Linked DNA regions of Mus musculus: region 2 is linked to region 1. Evidence: chromatin loops called from intact Hi-C (ENCODE). Cell type or tissue: left cerebral cortex. All regions are shown on one strand. Each heading gives the region's core, and the rest is flanking DNA. Links, peaks and the distances in the headings are about the cores only. Region 1 has its middle 35 kb from the start of Ids. Region 2 holds the start of Aff2 (AF4/FMR2 family, member 2).

Region 1 (8,337 bases), core at 248-8,247:
ACCAGGGAGTGGCACCATTTGGAGGTGTGGCCTTGTTGGAATAGGTATGACCTGATTGGAATAGGTGTGTCACTGTGGGTGTGGGCTTAAGATCCTCACCCTAGTTGCCTGGAAGTCAGTCTTCAACTAGCAGCCTTTGGGTGCAGACGTAGAACTCTCAGCTCTGCCTGTGCCATGCCTGCTTGGATACTGCTATGCTCCTGCCTTGATGATTATATACTGAACCTCTGAACCTGTAAGCCAGCCTCAATTAAATGTTTTTTATAAGACTTGCCTTGGTCATGGTGTCTGTTCACAGCAGTAAAACCCTAAGACAGAGACCCACAGCTAAATGCCAGACAGAGCTCAGGGAATCTTTTGGAAGAGTGGGAGATAGAACTGAGCGAGCTGGAGGGGTCAAGGACACCACAAGAAAACCTACAGAGTCAACTAAGCTGAGCCCATGGGGGCTCACAGAGACTGAACCACCAACCAGAGAGCATACAGGAGCTGCACCTAGGCTCCCTACATATTAGTAGCAGATGTGCAGCTTGGTCTTCATGTGGGCCCCCTAACAATTGAAGTGGGGATCTTCTCTGAATCTGTTGCCTGCCACTAGATTCCCTTTCCCTACTGCCTTGTTGGGCCTCATTGGGAGAGGATATACTTATTCCTGCTGCAATTGGATGTCCCAGGGTAGGATGATACCCAAGGGGGAATTTCCCTTCTCTGAGAAGAAAGGAATGGGGTAGTGGGGGAGATTTATAAGTATGGGACTTTGAGAAGGGAGGGGTGCTGTGATAGGGATATAAACTGAATAAATTAATTTATTTATTTAAAAAAATCTGTGTACCAGCACGCCCAGCTTCTATTTGTATTTCAGAGCCCACTTCCATAATAATCCATCATGTGTGTCATCTTGGCTAGGTCATAGATTCTTAAGCTTTTGGTCAAACATCTACCTAGCTTTTTCATGAAGGTGCATTTCATTTTCATTTTTATTTAAATCATTCTATTTTTTTTAGTAAAGCAGAGTACCACTCATAATGTGGTTGAGAATCATTCAATGAATTCAAACTCTTAAGAGAAAAAGACTGTGTTATCTGAAGGCAGAGATCCATTAGATGGAAGCTGCAATAAACTTTCTAAGCCTCCACCCTAGAGAGTCTGACACTGTCAGCAGACCACCACATAAGCAAATTGTTAACACAAATGAATTGTCATAGATGTCTGTGATGTGTGTGTGTGTGTGTGTGTGTGTGTGTGTGTGTGTATAGGTGAAATAATATGTTTCTTATTGCTTCTGTCTCTCTGAAGAATCCTAACTAGTACAACCTCTCAAATTACTTGTTTTCACACGTGACTCCAAGAGAATACATGTTGTAGCTGCCTGCAGCTACACAAACCGAGTTCCTGAAAGGGAGGCTGGGGCTTCATGGGAGAAAAAAGGTGAGAGAAATAATGAGACCAGGACAAAGATACTGATCAAGGCCCAAAGTTTACTTAAGAGTCTGAGCTTAAAGAGGGGGGAACCCCATCCCCCACCACACCAAGAACTCTTTTCCTAGGGATAGTGTCTGGAAAACAGGTTCAACCTCTCAGCAGGTAGTGGTGTCTAGGAGGAAACCGCAGAAGTGGCAGAACAATAGACCTATCTAGGTCAGAAGACTCCACCCTAGGTGGCCTAGCTCACAGTAGCAGAACAGGTCTGAGCCAGCCTGCTCAAGGCTGGGGGAGGCTACACCATGTCACAGATAAATACTCTATAGCAGAAAACAGTGAGATGACTAGCTAGGGTCCTAGTATTATTTGTAGCTCAGGCTACTCATTCTCTTTTGACACACATGTTGATTCAATCTTACTGCATTTTCTCATCCAATATATGCAGCCTCCCATCTCCCTCCACCAAAGTATTCCAGTGATCAAAGCTGAAAATGGAGTGTCACTCCAAAGGCCCAGATCTTATGATAGTCCATCTTTCCCCAGGTTACTCTTAAGCTTCTAAGCCTATCATGGCTGGGCCAAGCATAGGTTGTACTCTACATTAACAGATTAAAGAAAAGGAGAGAACGAGTACCTCTGGGCAAGATGAAACACCTCAAAATCTCTCACTCAGTTGGCTCTGGGGCTAAGTGGCAAAAAAAAAAAAAAATCGTCACAAAACTGATGCTCTTCCTCCTGAGATCCCACACATAAGCTTATTCAAATATTTGCCAAAGTGCTCACAGATGCTGCAGCCTCTCTCTAGTTCCAATCTAATGGAGGCCATTGATTTAGGGAAGTGGATTTACAAGATAAACTTGACCGAGATGGCAAGCTGGTTAATAGTAGCCAAACAAGCTACTGCAGGCCCTCTGGCCAAACTGGACTTCTTCAGACTATCCCCTGGGACAACACTATCTGCACTACCCTGAGTGGCTTAATAGATGGTGCCTTGAACAGGGTCTGCCTTTAGTCTTAGCAAATTCAGTCCTACCCCATGCATGTTACAGTCTTGCATGGTAAACAGCTGCAGCCTGGCAAGAGAGGAAGACATGGAAAACTGCCCAGGCAGCAGGCTTAGTGAGAAACAATGAGAGTTCACAAAGCCTTTGTTCTAGTTTTATTTCTGTTGCTGTGGTAAAATACTCTGACAAAAAGCGACTGAGGGCAAACAGGGTCTGTTCTAGCTCACTGCAGGAAAGCCAAGGTAGAAATCTGAAGCACATACTCACATCACACCCAGGAGCGAATAAATTAATGCATGCATGCTTTTATATTCAGCTGCCTTTCTTAGACAGGCCAGGCCCCAAATCAGGGAACATGCCAGCCACTCTCAGGCTGAGTCTTCCCATATCAATTAAAGTAACCAGGGCAATGGCCACAGGCAAACCTAATCCAGACAATCCCCTATAGAAACTTACTTCCCCAAATGAGTCCAGGTGGTGTCAAGTTGACAGTTAAAACTACCCATTACACTTTAAGAGAGGAAATATTTGAGCTCTATCACACCTGTCTTCAATCTGCCACCTTGTTAGAAGGGCAGCAAAGATGCTTCAAACTAGTACTTCCAAGTTGATTCCTTCTCCGACAAAATCCATGCAGTTCACTAAGTTCACTTTGATAAGGCCATGACTACTGAAGGAAAAATCATCCAGGAATGAGAACAAGCGCCTCATCCCAGAGCTTGTTCCCATCCCAGCCTCACTACTCATTCTCTAGATGGTACACCCAAGGTTGAGGACCAGACAAAATCAGGGTGATGGTACAACAGGATAACTGTTCTGGTGTTCAGGTTTGCTACAATCTGTCAGTTCACATAGTCTCATGTATTCTAACAATACCATGAGTTATGCACAGGTCTCTCAGAGCCAATGAATCATGGCCATTAGTTGAATTTGAACCCTGCATTTCAGTGGGATTTAAAATAAAGTCACCCAAAGCCAACATACCTGTGTAACATTAAGGCAAGAGCATAACCAAAAAGAAAGAAAGGAAGTGGGGCTAGCAAGATGGTTCAGTGAGTAAAGCTCAAGTCTAACGACCTGAGTCCCATCCTCAGATCCTAGAGTGGAAGAAGAAAACAGACTCCCAGACTCCTGCTCGTCATCCTCTATACATGCACCATACACCAACGCATGTTACACACACACACACACACACACACACACATCCATCTTGGAACAGAAGTCTTTTTTCCCATCAATTTATTTATTCTTTACATCCCAATCGCAGCCTCCCTCCTCCTAGTCCCCATTTCACACAATCCCTCTCCCCTCCTACGCCTAACTTCAGCTCTGATGGTCTTGACTCCAAGTTCCCCCAGGGCAACTCCCAATAGCCACACATGCTTCCTGTGTAAAAAGAACAGGTTTTATCAATAAGAATACTAAATAGTAAGATAAATTTGAAACGAAGATAAAGAATTATTCTATGTAGGTATGACTCATTCAACATTTAGGATGTATTATATCAAGAAATTCTTTGTTGCTCGTCTAAAAATCATATTAATGAGGTGTCTAACATTCAGTCAGGCAAGCTTGTTTCTTTGGTCCACATGATGGCTGGTACTTGCTGCCAATAATGGCTGACAGAGAAGACAGCATAATATCCTGTTTTACAAAAGTATAAATACTACAGGCTGCAGCAGCAACCTTTGTGTCATTTGGGGAGGACGTTTTCACCATAGATAAAACCTATGCCTCTGGGCTGCAAAAAGGACCCAGTCCCAGAGGGGTATAAAGCATGTTAGCAGTTAGAAAACAACCCCAGGAGAGCCAGGACCTTCGCTTAATCTACCGAATATTTTATTCATGTTAATTCATAACAGTGTCTTTAAACCCCTGGACTAGAATTCAAGAACAGTCAGTGTGTGTGACAGTCATTATTCCTTAGAGACACCCTCTGCCACCAGCTGGGCACCCTTCCTGAGTTCTTGGTGCCACAGCGGCCTCCAGTGGTTTCTTTGAGGAACCACATGCTGTCTCTGCCTCTGAGCTGGAGCTAAGCCCAGAAAGCCAAGGCTGAAGGCAGTGGTGCCCCTTGGCTGCTTCTGAACCTGGGTTATGTGGCAGGTCCGAGCCATCAGAGCCAAAAGGCTCCAATCCAAGTGCTCGCCCTGGAAACAAAGCACTTCCCTGTTGCTATAAAGCACAGACCAGACAGGTTTGTATTTCATCCTTCATTCCATCGTCTAACATATCTGCTGACCCAATTTTACAGATGTTCTCTTCAAAACGGACTTGACTTTATGAATATTTTTCTATCAAGCTGTGGCAATAGAAATGTCAAAAAATTAAGTCCTTTAAGTAGGACAAGCAACTGCCCATTCAGTCTAAAATTGATTCTTAACCAACCAGTTGGTTGTACATAAATGAATCTTGGGGGAGGGGGCAATTCACTGAAATTAGTAGCCCTCCCCCATCCCATCCCACCTCAGTCCCTCAGCATCGGCTTAGTAACAGTTTCGCTTCATTTCCTATAAAAGGCCATACCTCCAATCCATTATTGAAAACATTCCCGTCCCATAACCTCCTTCATTTTCATATATGTAGCTCAGGGCAAGAGGTTCTCTCTCTGCCATGGCTTCCCTTTGATTTGAAAGCAATACAAAGAAAAAAAGGAAATGAAAAATCTAGCACGGAAAGGAGAGTGCTTGATCCTTACGCACATGTGCATGCCCTCCAGTCACATACAAAGGCAATTTTCCAAACGGGTGGTTGCCAGCCTTCCCCATTTTCCAGGTTGATTTTCTGGCAGCTCCACAGCTTTGAGCCAACTGCTCTGCACATCATTTTAGCTAAAATCTACCCCTTGGTCATAAAGTATAGGACAAAAACATTGTGAAAGCTGCAGCAGTCCTTATAGGCTCCTACACAGAGGACTTGGAGGTAGGCTTCTAATAGACCTGGCAAACACAGCTCTGATAGCTGCTTCAACCTGGCCAATTAATTATGCTCTTGGTCAAGTCACTTACCTCCTCTGGACACTAGCTCCCACTTCAGAATAGGGAGTTGAGTGGAGATATCCTCCCAATTCCCAGTTAGTAATTCCGACTATGCTGCCTTTGACCTGCCTCGAGCACTTTAAAAACAGTTCCTTTCATTCATTAATTTAGTAGACATAGATGACTACATGTGTCAGGCTCTAGGTTAAAGGCTTAATGTAGGAGAATGGGTAAGAAACAAATCACTGCAAGGCAACATAGATTGCACTAGAGGAAAGACCCAGAAATCTGAATGTGTGGGCCCCACTGAACTGGAATGGGAATTTGGGCCACGTCTTTGGAGGTCAATTTGGCACTGGAGTCCATGTTTCTAAATGCATATGCTGTGTTAAAAGCTCGATGGCTTTAGTTAATATAAAAAGAAAAGCTGTTCTTTTGTGGTTCATATTGTTTGGGGCTGTTTGCTTTGCTTTGATTTGATTTGCTTTATTTTGTTTTTACTGAGTGACTTACAAAATCCCAGGAAAGGCCAAAGTTTTAGACCTCAATATTGGGCAAGAACAAAAGTGGTCAGGAAGCTGCCAACAGCTACCATCAAAGTCACAGACACAAAAAAATATTTAGCAGCAATACTCATTGCTGCTGCTGAACAATGGTAGCCACCATTACTACAGAGTCATGCCACCATTGCTTCCTACTGCAACCTCGAGGAGAATTTAGGTCACAAGTCACATACCTGCCCTCTGGTCCCCAAAAGAACTCCCTCACTGGCATGTCCAACCTGTGGTCCATGGGCCACATATACCCAAGGATAACCATGATTGTGGTCCAACACAACATCATAAATGTACTTAAAACAAGCTTTTGTGATATTAAAACACAGATTGTATGGTTCTCTAGCATGAACTGTTGACAGCATAGTCTCATTACAATGGCAAAGGAACATGAGCATCTGCCATTTTGTGCCTCCACCCTAGCAAGTGGGCTCTGCCTCCTGCCCAACAGGACAATATCAGGAGTTTCCCAAATAGAGGAAAGCATTTGCAAGTTTAGTTGCCAAAATATTGACTCATGTCCTTGATGCATGCCTTGAACTAGCTAATTACACTCCACAAGTTTATCTGTTAGAGATATGTTAACACACAGGCATGCAAAGATGAACACATAGTGAAATTCTCCATGTTATAATTTACAATAGAATTTGCACTGGAAACAACCTAAAGAGTCAGCGACAGAAGTTTAGGGAAAATAAGGTATCCATTATAATGATGGACCTGTGAAGTGGAAACTTCTGCTTTCTTTGGAGAGTCGGTTGTGTTGGATGGTATTTTGCTGGGGCAAATAGGAAGCAACATTTGCTGAAGCAGAAACAGGTGAAGAGATGTTTCACTAAGGCAGACTCCTGAAAGAACGGTTCACTGAAGAAGGCACAGATGAAAGGATGTTTTGCTAAATCAAGCCAATAAAAGGATGCATAATGAAGGATTCTTTGCTAATGACACTCATGTGTTGGTCTGCGTTGTTGAGCTCCATTTGTTGGGACTCAGAGAAAAACACACCAAAGAATGTCTGATGTGCTGGCAGCTTCTTGCCACTTCCAAGGACTCTGGCTCTGGCCAATTGATAGTGATGTCGGCTGATGCAGACTCATGTGGAGTTTTGCTAAGACAGACTCTTGTGCTAAGGCAAGACACGTGGGGAGGCAAGAAGCATAGAAGATAGGTAATATTTGGAGGGAGTATACATTAGACTCAACAGACTGTGAGGGGCTTTGCTGGCACTTCTTTGTCTCGAGTCTTTGCTGGTCTTCGCTTAGTTGAGAGAGGCACAGCCGAGAACTTGTGTTCCTGGTGGTCCTAATTCCTCCTGCTGACTCATGCTGATTCGACTGAGGCCTAACTATTTCTGCTAGGTCATACCACCCCTGCTGCTATCCTGACACTACTGAACTGGTCTGCTGGTGGATCGAGCTGCTGCTGACCAGTGAACTGAACTGCTGATTTCCTGACAACACACATGGGATTGCTCCAAAGAACAATTTCTAAACAGATCCACTTCCCCCATATCCTAATAACCTTTCTTTTCCACTACCTCTGGTACGTAGTGGGCTTAAAGGGGGGTTAACATGTGTAAGAACCCTTATTAAAAATAGGATTTAAAAAGTTAAGATCACAGACCTGGAAGACAATAAAGAGTACAGACAGGCTGTGCCCTCATAGCACTGACCAAACCAGGGAAACAGATGCAAATGAAGTCATTGAAGAAATGAATATAAAAGCACAGTTAGCTGAGACCTAAGAAGTGGGATGCAAATGCTGCATGTTGTAGTCTGATTTAGTCAAAGGGAAGGATGCCCTTGCAGAAGATAAAGCTGGCCCCAGTTGGAGTAGATTTTAGAATATGTAGCAGGCTGGTACAGGCCAAAGGATCTGTCCCAAGACCAGATTAAAGAACTTTCTATTTGTCCCCACAGTAATGGCAAGTCACTGATTTATCCAGGGATAGCAGGAAGAAAGTACAAGTAGTAGAGAGACAAGAATTAGACTTTACAAAACCTCTCTTTAGAACTGTGTGAACTGGACAGCACTGCTGCAAGAGTGGGGGACCAGTTAGGACCACTCTGTAGTTGGACTTAAGGACCACTCAATCAGATGAAACCCATGCATGGCACTGCCAGGGTGGACAAGAACCTGAGAAATGCCATGGGGCTTAGGAGAGAATCAAATACCAGTGCTGTTCTAAAGGAACAGTACGGTGCATCCTCCTGGCATTCTGCTGTACCTATAAATCAGAGACTCACTCGCTCACCATCCGAGAAGCTTCTCTTGCAGTAGATGGCAACTAACACAGAGGCCCACAACTGGACAATACACAGAGTCAGAGACTGTGGGACAGTTGGTCTTCAGTGGGATGTCCTCACATGCTGCAGGCCC
Region 2 (8,337 bases), core at 338-8,337, 970 kb before region 1:
ACAGAAATCTGGAAGTTAAACAAAACAAAACAAAACAAAAAACAAAAACAAAACAACCAACCAAACAAAAATCATGGAAGTGCTCCTTTAACATGGATTATTCTGGAAGTTGCTACATATTTGAGGAAATTGCCCCAGCATCAGTTATGTTGACCCATTCTAAACTCAAGGTAGCACCAAGTTTCTCCTTCATAGAGGTCCTTGATGTTCCCAGTGTAATTCATGGAATTACATTCAACAGGTTCACTAATATGAACTAACACAAATTGTAATTTCTTCCTAGGAAATAAGTCAGCCTTACTACATGCCATGTCAAAAGCAAATGTGGAAATCCGAGTTACAACACAATAACATATATCACACTATGTCGATTTGTTCCTTTCCGGAAACTGACATGCATGGTTAAACTATTTTAAATTAATTTTAGTTTTAGACACTATCAGAATCTGTGTGACAATGCCTTTAGTAATACTGTAGGAATGGACGGTTTCAGGTTCTTTGAAATGAAGATTAGTACTTGGAGACTTTGAATTAAACTCCTATAAAAGTAATTCAAGGGGAAAATTTCCTTCTGAAGATCTTAGAATCAGCATTTCTCTCAAGTCACACCTGTGAAAAATAATTTCTGCTTTACTTCCATGGATTGAGATCTGGAGTCTCACTTTTGATCTTGTGCTGCCTGCAGAGGCTGTTCAGTGGCCATCCTAGCAGGCCCCCTTTGACTGATGATTTGGTCAATGGGGAAGGTTAGTGAGGTACAATGTACAGGGTAGTCGAGATGACAGATGTTAATAGAGAGGAGGATAAGGCAGAACAGAAGGAATGTGCAGATTCCAAATACTGAATGAACTGACAACTGTGAATCTGTGGCCTAACATAGGCTCTGCTAGGTCAGGAAAGCAGAAAGAACTAAGGCGATTTACCTATCAAATCCAGGACAACAGCTGAGGACCCTTTTTACCTTGGGGAAGATGGCCCAATAAGTGGAATGGGACAAAGTAACTTGTCCTCCTAGAGACTAGATGGTCTTGCTGTTAGCATGATAGTTGCAGGCAGCCCTGACTCCAGGGAGCATCTATCAGAGTCAGGGTTGTGCAAGTCTAGTACTAAGGGAGAAAACTAGCCTTAGATCTAAGATAACAAAGCTTCCCCCACTTAGTGTGTGCTGGACCTGAGCTGCTGGCATCAGGGACAGCCTGGCCTCTTCTGTGTTGCCTCTTTTAGTCTCCTCTCTGTTAGGAGGCGGTGGGGAGGGGAGCTGCTTCCATGCCTTCTAACTTGGTTTTGATCTCAGGAAGGGAAAGCCCCTGCCCCTCTTTGAAGCAGCAGCCAGCACCACTTGTCTCTTCTCTCCTTCCCGCAGGCACTTCTGTTCAGAGTGGTGCCTCTTGCTGGCTCCTTCTGCTTCTGCTCTGTCCCCCTGCTGATTGGGAAGAAAGTACACCGGTGGGGTGATGGTTTCTGAAACTCTTAAAGGAGCAGCTTTATTTCTGTTGAGAATTTATTTAGAATATTGCTTGTATGTCTTTCCCCAGTGAACAGATCCCTCCCTCTAATGAAAATAAAATAGGTAACAACTGATCATAATCCCCATTTAAATGTTAACTGTAGATGTTCTGGATTTGCATAAGTGTTTTTTAAACAGATCAAGCATTAACCCATGGTGACAATCATTATTAGCAATCAAATAGAATTGGAGCATCACTTACTGAGGGCATAATGTATGAAGGCCACAAGTCGGAATGGGACATTTCTTGTCACAGGAAAGACTCACAATCTAGAACAGAAGATAAACAAGAACACAGATAATGTGTAACCCCACTCACACTACTTTTAAATGTTGTAACTCCCATTTCTAAATCCTGTAGTAGCAGCCATATCCTATTGGACTTAACACAACCTGTACCAGTTAACAACCTGATTTGAAACATGGTCTCCCTTTGGCTGTCCATTGGTTGATTTTCTGTCAGTTCACTAGTATCTGTAGAAGACTTGGGTTCGTGCAAAATACACATTGGGTAAAGTCCCACCGAATACAGAAATTGTAGCATCTTGGAGCTTTACTTCTCCATGTCAACAATGTGCTTTCTTCCCCTTACCTAAATAAATAAATAAATAAATAAGCCCTGGGTGTAAGCAATCCAAAGATAGAGCTGTGGTTCTTTCTGTTATATGGTGTACAGCTTCTCTCGTTTAAGGTTGCAATCTGACTTTTTTTTTCCCTCCCCTCCAGGAGAGATGTTAGATCTTGAGCAAATGACCTAGTGGGGACTCCTAGTTCGTCAAGATCAAAAAGCAAGGCTATCTAGATGGTTTTGAGTGTGTGAGGTGATTAAAAACAAATATTCAAATAGGAAAAGGAAAGAGATCAGGATAAGCCTGATGGCCACTAGGGTAATACTTTAGTTGTACAGATGGGAAAACTGAGGCTAGGAGGTTTTGTCAATGTTGTCTACCGCTCTGCTCACTTCTGGCCCTAGGATTTCAGCACAGTGCCAATACTGTACCTTCCCGGTAAGGACAGTAGGAAAGTAATTCAGATGTCTGGGACTCCAAATTGAACAAGCCTTTATAATCCTGTATATCCTTTTTCTCTTGAGTAGATGAGGAAACTTTTCCTTTGAGGAACTCGCTAAAGGAATGGATTCATCCTTTCCTGGACTAGAAGGACAAGCTGGAAGGAGGAGAGGGGTGTGGTTAAGCCCTCCACGTGCAGAGAGACTGTTCTCAAGCCAGAAGGGAGAAAAGCAGCTGGTGCGTGGGATAGTGGGCACACACCCAGCGGTTTTCCTGTTTCTCAGAGAAGGAAAATGCAGGAGGTTTTTGCCCAAAGCTTAAGGTTGGAAGAAACTAGTACTATAACCACTTATCCCAAGGACCACTCAAGGGGACGCCCTTTATCCCTCCCATTGCAGCTTACTAAATCCAGGGCCCAGAGCTTGCTGACCTACTGAGGGACCAGTACTACTTCAGCCTAAGAGGATATTGCAGCGTGAACTCGGCTGGGATGCGCAGCACCGCAGAAATGGTGAAGGTGACCGCCCTGTCCTCCCTGAACACACATGCCCCGTGATGCAGCCCAGAGGGATGCTGGGGACGCAAAAGTTTGATCCAGTGGTCTGAAAAGAATGTCTGGGCAGGGACTACAGGCAATGGCAGCAGGGCGCTAGCCCTTCCTTGCAGCAGTTTGTGCACTCTTTTCTGATGGCAAATACTACATCCCAGTGGTAGGTTGGGGTGAGGGTGTCCCATTCTGCTAGTCTACACTCTGGTACAGTGAGACCACCTTCTGTGTTCCCCTGTCTGGGTCCCAGGACCTCCTCTGGGTCCTGGGCTAGGTCTGAGTCTTCAGCTCTGCAACTGCCCCCATCAGCTGATTTTGACAGGGGGTGGGGGGCATCCAGGAGCAAGGGCGGGCGGGGCTAGCCCCTGCCAGATCCAAGGATGATAACGTGTCTGCTCCATGTCGCGGCTTCGAGCTGTCCAGGCTCCGCCCCCTGTGAGTGTGTAAGTGTGTGATGCTGTCTCGGCCGCCGCCGCCTGTGCAGCCGCCGCCGCCGCTGCTGCCGCCCCGGCTGCCGCGCCGCGCCACTGCCACTGCCTCGCTCGCCCCCGCCTCTGCCGTCGCCACCCGCCAGCAGCCTGCCAGGCGGGCGGCCCAGGCGACCCCAGCTCTAAGCGGCCGCCACCGCAGCCCGGACGCGCTGGGCAAGCGGGCAGCCGCGGAGCGAGTGGACCAGAGCGGGAGGTCAGGCTCTTGCCTGCCCGGTGCCATCGCTTCCGCTGCCGCCACTGCTCCGGAGCGCAGGACTAGGTACCCCGGGCGCCCGCCGCTGCCGCTGATGCGGCCCCAGCACTTTTAACCGGGTAGGAGGGCCAGAGAGCCGCGCCGCCGACCGCAGCCAGAGAGCCGCGCAGCTCAGAGCCGCGCCGACACGCAGCGAGCAGGGACAGACGGCCGCCAGCCGCCGCCGCCCCGCCGCTATGGATCTATTCGACTTTTTCAGGGATTGGGACTTGGAGCAGCAGTGGTAGGTGTTAAAATTCCCCTTCTCTTTTGATGAGCGGGATCCCCGGTCTGGTCTGGGCTTTTCGCCTTTGTTAAGAGGAGCCAGAGCTGTTGTGGGGGGCGCCCCGGACACTCTCCCACTTGCTCCCAGACACCTCTAGCTTTGGCTTCAGTGACTCCTTGGTCGGGTGCTGGGATGGGGGAGGTGCGGGGACAGGGAAAGATGTGGGCAAGAGCATCCCTTTGCACTCCAAGTCTAAAGAGTTGCAGCCGGCCCATAGCAGCTTCAGTGCCACCCACCCGCACAACAACCTCCTGGGGTCTTTTCTCACCAGTGGCTGATTGGGTAGGATCCAGTCTTAAATGCTTTAACTTTCCAGTTGCCAGTGCCTGCAGCCAGTGGCGGGAGAAAAAGCGACAGCCAGGTACCCAGAGGCCACCCTCAGCTTGCTCAGCGGCCACCGCCCACGCTGTTGCCACCTCAATCCCCACCCAGAAAGGCATGGGTCCAAAACCTAATGCCTATCCAGCCTAAGTTCCTCTTCTCAGAGCAGCGTCTTCAGGGGCCACTGCACTAGGGACCTCCAGTCCAGTTGCCTTTAGCGCTTGACTTTCAAGTGGAAGGGTGTTTGAAGTTGGCCCCTAAAGTCTTCAGCTCCGAAGTCAATGAACATTTAATTAGCCTCTGAACCCCCATTGGCTTCCCAGTGGGAGGCAGCCTTAGGTTTGTGTATTGGACACACAGCTAGAATCCCCAGGTTTAGCCTGCTTTAAACAAAATACCGTAAAGTTGCGGAGAGATCCTGAAACATGGTGCAAAGGTGACTGTGGTGGGGGTGGGGGAGCAGAAAGTTCTTTCTCTCTGTGTTGATGTACAGGCGCACATGCATAGTGCTCCTCAGATCTATTAACTTTAGAAAAACTTCACCATTTACTATAAACATTATCGTTCTTTATAAGTCACAATATTTTAATGTACCAGTCCCCCCGCCCATGCCCAAGTGTTTAGATGAGGAAGGAGGCAGCCACAGGAGCAGAGACTTCAAGTGGCACTCTTGCCCTTTAAATGTAGTGAGGATAATCTGTAGTGCCCACCAACAGTTTGAAATCTTTTGCAATGTTCAGACTACTAGCTACTGGCCATGAATGCTGTGCCTTTTTTTGCAGGGATTTCCATTGTCAATGTCATGTTTTAGGCAATTTCCTTCTTTAAAAAAGGGTCAGATGCTTGGCCAATAGCTTCATTATGCCACTCGTGACTGCTTGGCTGCAAACCCAAGATACCTTACATTTTGTTATAGACATTCCAAATAAATTATCAAATATATCAGTATTTATCTATAGACATTTTAAAAACTATGTGGGATTTTATTAGTTGTGAGGAAAACATTATAGTTAAAGAATCTGTTCTTGCTAAAATTTTAAAAATTCCTGAATTTACTGCTCAATTTAATGCTGTATTTCTGAATGCAACATTTACTCTGATATAGTAATCTATTTTGCTGACAATTGATAACCACATCATTATTATCTGCATGCAATTTGTCTAATATATGCTTTAGGTAACACTGCTAATTTAATAGACATTGCTATAATTGATTTAAAGGCTTAGCTGAAAATTTAGGCATATACTAGGAATTACGTTTCTGCACACACACATTCACATATATTACTGTTTTAATTCTAGTTTAATGTTATACATGTGTAGTTGAATATTTAAAGGGGATGTGAACCTTTCTGCTTAATTTCTGTTTTTTAGGAACATGTGTGCCTGTTTCCCTTTAGAAATTCCTATTCTTAAGAAAAATACAAAACCATTTTCCTCCTGATCTGTAACTATGACACATCCATTTTAGAGCATGCTGACCGATTTGGTAGATGTGATAGAAAATACTGATGGAATGGTATAACATATCTGCATAAAAAAGAAAAGCCTGCCTTTCCTTTCTGTATACATGAACCACGCAATTTTCCTTCTTATTGCTTGGTTGTGAAGGGAAAGGTTTCTTATGAATCTGCATCTATATTTTAAATATTTGTAATGTGGTTGTGCTTCTGTATTTTAAGTACCTCCATAGAGAAAAGAAACACAAATACAACCATGGTGCATAAACTGAAAAGCTTGACATCATTCTTAATGATAACCTATACATCCTTCAAACCATAACGCTTGTTATATGTTTACTTCCATTTCATGAAAATAACTAGAGGGCTAAAGCGATGATATGCACTACCTCATGTATGTAGAAAGACAAATGAGGGGTAAGGCATAAAAGTTAAAGAGCTCATTTGCATTGACCCTATTCACTTGTGGAACAACAAGCTTGAAACTATTTCTATGTTAACTCTACCTAGATACCTATCAATAAAATCATCAGGAGAGCTGAAAAAAAAATTAAACCCCAACTCAATTTTCTAACCTTAATGAAGAATGGCTTCACATACACAGGAATATGTATTATTTACAAACACTTGGCTATAGTAAATTTAAAACAAACTGAATGCACATTGATAAACATGCTTAGGACAAATATGCACTCCAAAGAAGGGTTATGAATGCTGCTGCATTGTGCAAGTCTGTGCAGTGTCTGGGAGTGCTCATATGCCTTACAGAATGTATCACTGGGTTTTGCAAACTGCAATGGTAGCTTAATGGGTCATGCTCTGGACCCCATTAAAGGGCAAAGCTCAAGTTCCTTAGGATTTCTGGATGCATGAATAGTGTTCACCTGAGTTAGAATTTAATATGAACCATTCTGTGAAAGAAAAGGAAGGCACAGATGCTTATGTCTGCCAAATACATCATTTTATCTTTTTAAAAGAAGGGAAAAATATGGAGGAAGGAAGAGGAAAGCATAGTTCCTGCTTTTTAAATCATCCCATAGATTTGTCCTTGTTAAACAAGTAAACGAATTCTTGAGGAATCTGGAGATCATGTGGCTAGATTTGGACGTCTTTATCAGCAATGGCAAAGTCATTAATATAAATGTAAAAGCTTACAAATTGTACAGGTTTTCTATCCTGTAAGCACCTACCTCCATAACATTAAAGTACCTCTTTGTAGTATGCCAAATTTCTTTTTGTGAGGCAGTTACCTTTTAATTAAAAAATACAGTGTGTGTGTGTGTGTGTGTGTGTGTGTGTGTGTGTGTGTGTGTGTGTTCACTGGGTAAAAACATAAAGAGATAATTTTTAAGAACAAAAATGTAAAAACTCCCATGATAGCAAACCCCAAATATTAAAAGTAGGTTTTTTTTAAAAGAAATTGTGATACTGGCCTGATTCTCATGGCAAAGGACTGCATCAGTTGTTTGTAGATTTTATATGTTGTCTCACAAGTAGCCTAATTAGAGGCAAGCTTGCAAACGGGCAGTTATACAGGAAGAGACTTAAACTCACTAAACTGTTATATAAATAGAAAGTTCAAAGGTCTATGTGAGGCTGTCAAGGCTGAGAAGGGGCCATGTGCCAGCCAGGCTTCTTCTATTTGGGATGAAGGCAACCCCCAGGGCCTGCTCCAGCAGCTAACACTTTCCCAAGTTTTCTGGACCTCGTGGGGGCTGGAGGAGGGGACCTGCTTTCCAGACAAAAGTGAACTGTTCCAGCTCCAGCCAGGCATGGCTTGTACCACAGCAGCCCATCTGCCTCCACCCACTCCTGTGTTCCACACAGGTCCTCTGGGGCTCCCTTAGCTACAGTCGACCAGAAGAGTAGAGCAGGACTGGTTGTGGATGGGAAAATGTGGGAAATAGAGGGGGTGAAACTTTTCTCATGCTGGGGCTACCAGGACAACACTATGAGGGGGAGGAGTCTCATTTTCTTTAAGGTCTGTAGGTTGTCAGAACTTCTGTTCTCTGCTGTCAGCCATTGATCTTTTCCCCTTTATACTCAGTGGTGCATTAAAAAGAAACTCTCTATAGTTCATGTTTTTGCCTAGTGTGGTATGTCTTCTTTAGAATGCTTGAGTATTTGCTCAGTAGACCATTTTGTATACAGTGTTTTAAAGAAATGTATGGGGAAGAGAGATTGAAAGCGGTAATACTTGCTCTTGATAAGATCCCCTCTACAACCTCCAGATATCCCTGCAAAGAATCAAGGTTGTCTGAGATAATCTTAAAAATTACAGCTATTGGACAAAGAAGAAAATTATCTCATGTTAGAAATCAGTTTAATGATACATGAATTGTTTTGTTTAGGGTTCAGTCAAGCATTTAACAACTTTAAAATACACAAATCAAGATAGAAAATGACTGCCTTAAAATGTGTCAGTCGTTATAAGCATTTATGACATCCCAAATATTTAAATATTCTATAGATGGATAAAGATT

What was found. A loop is a pair of places that touch in the nucleus more often than their neighbours do. Peaks named below come from ENCODE experiments on the same cell type or tissue, not always from the same donor. Only the 100,000 strongest peaks of a DNase experiment are listed, where the experiment ranks them.
Region 2: a loop joins it to region 1, with 37 times the contacts of the local background. A loop is called at or near these places in 2 of 42 quality-filtered maps.

What each region holds. Positions count from the first base shown.
Region 1 is chrX:70,326,237-70,334,573 of GRCm38, forward strand. No RefSeq gene overlaps it. Among named protein-coding and RNA genes, the nearest start is that of Ids, 35 kb to the right of the region's middle. In left cerebral cortex, for the core only: a CTCF peak has its summit at 4,408 (motif pointing left); DNase peaks (open chromatin) are centred at 2,470 and 4,406.
Region 2 is chrX:69,356,808-69,365,144 of GRCm38, forward strand. Aff2 (AF4/FMR2 family, member 2) reads left to right here and starts at 3,524. Exons shown (of 20, transcript NM_008032.3): 1 at 3,524-4,031. The coding sequence starts at 3,985. In left cerebral cortex, for the core only: a CTCF peak has its summit at 3,805; DNase peaks (open chromatin) are centred at 2,759, 3,232, 3,511, 3,808 and 4 more places; H3K4me3 peaks cover 2,819 bases; H3K27ac peaks cover 977 bases.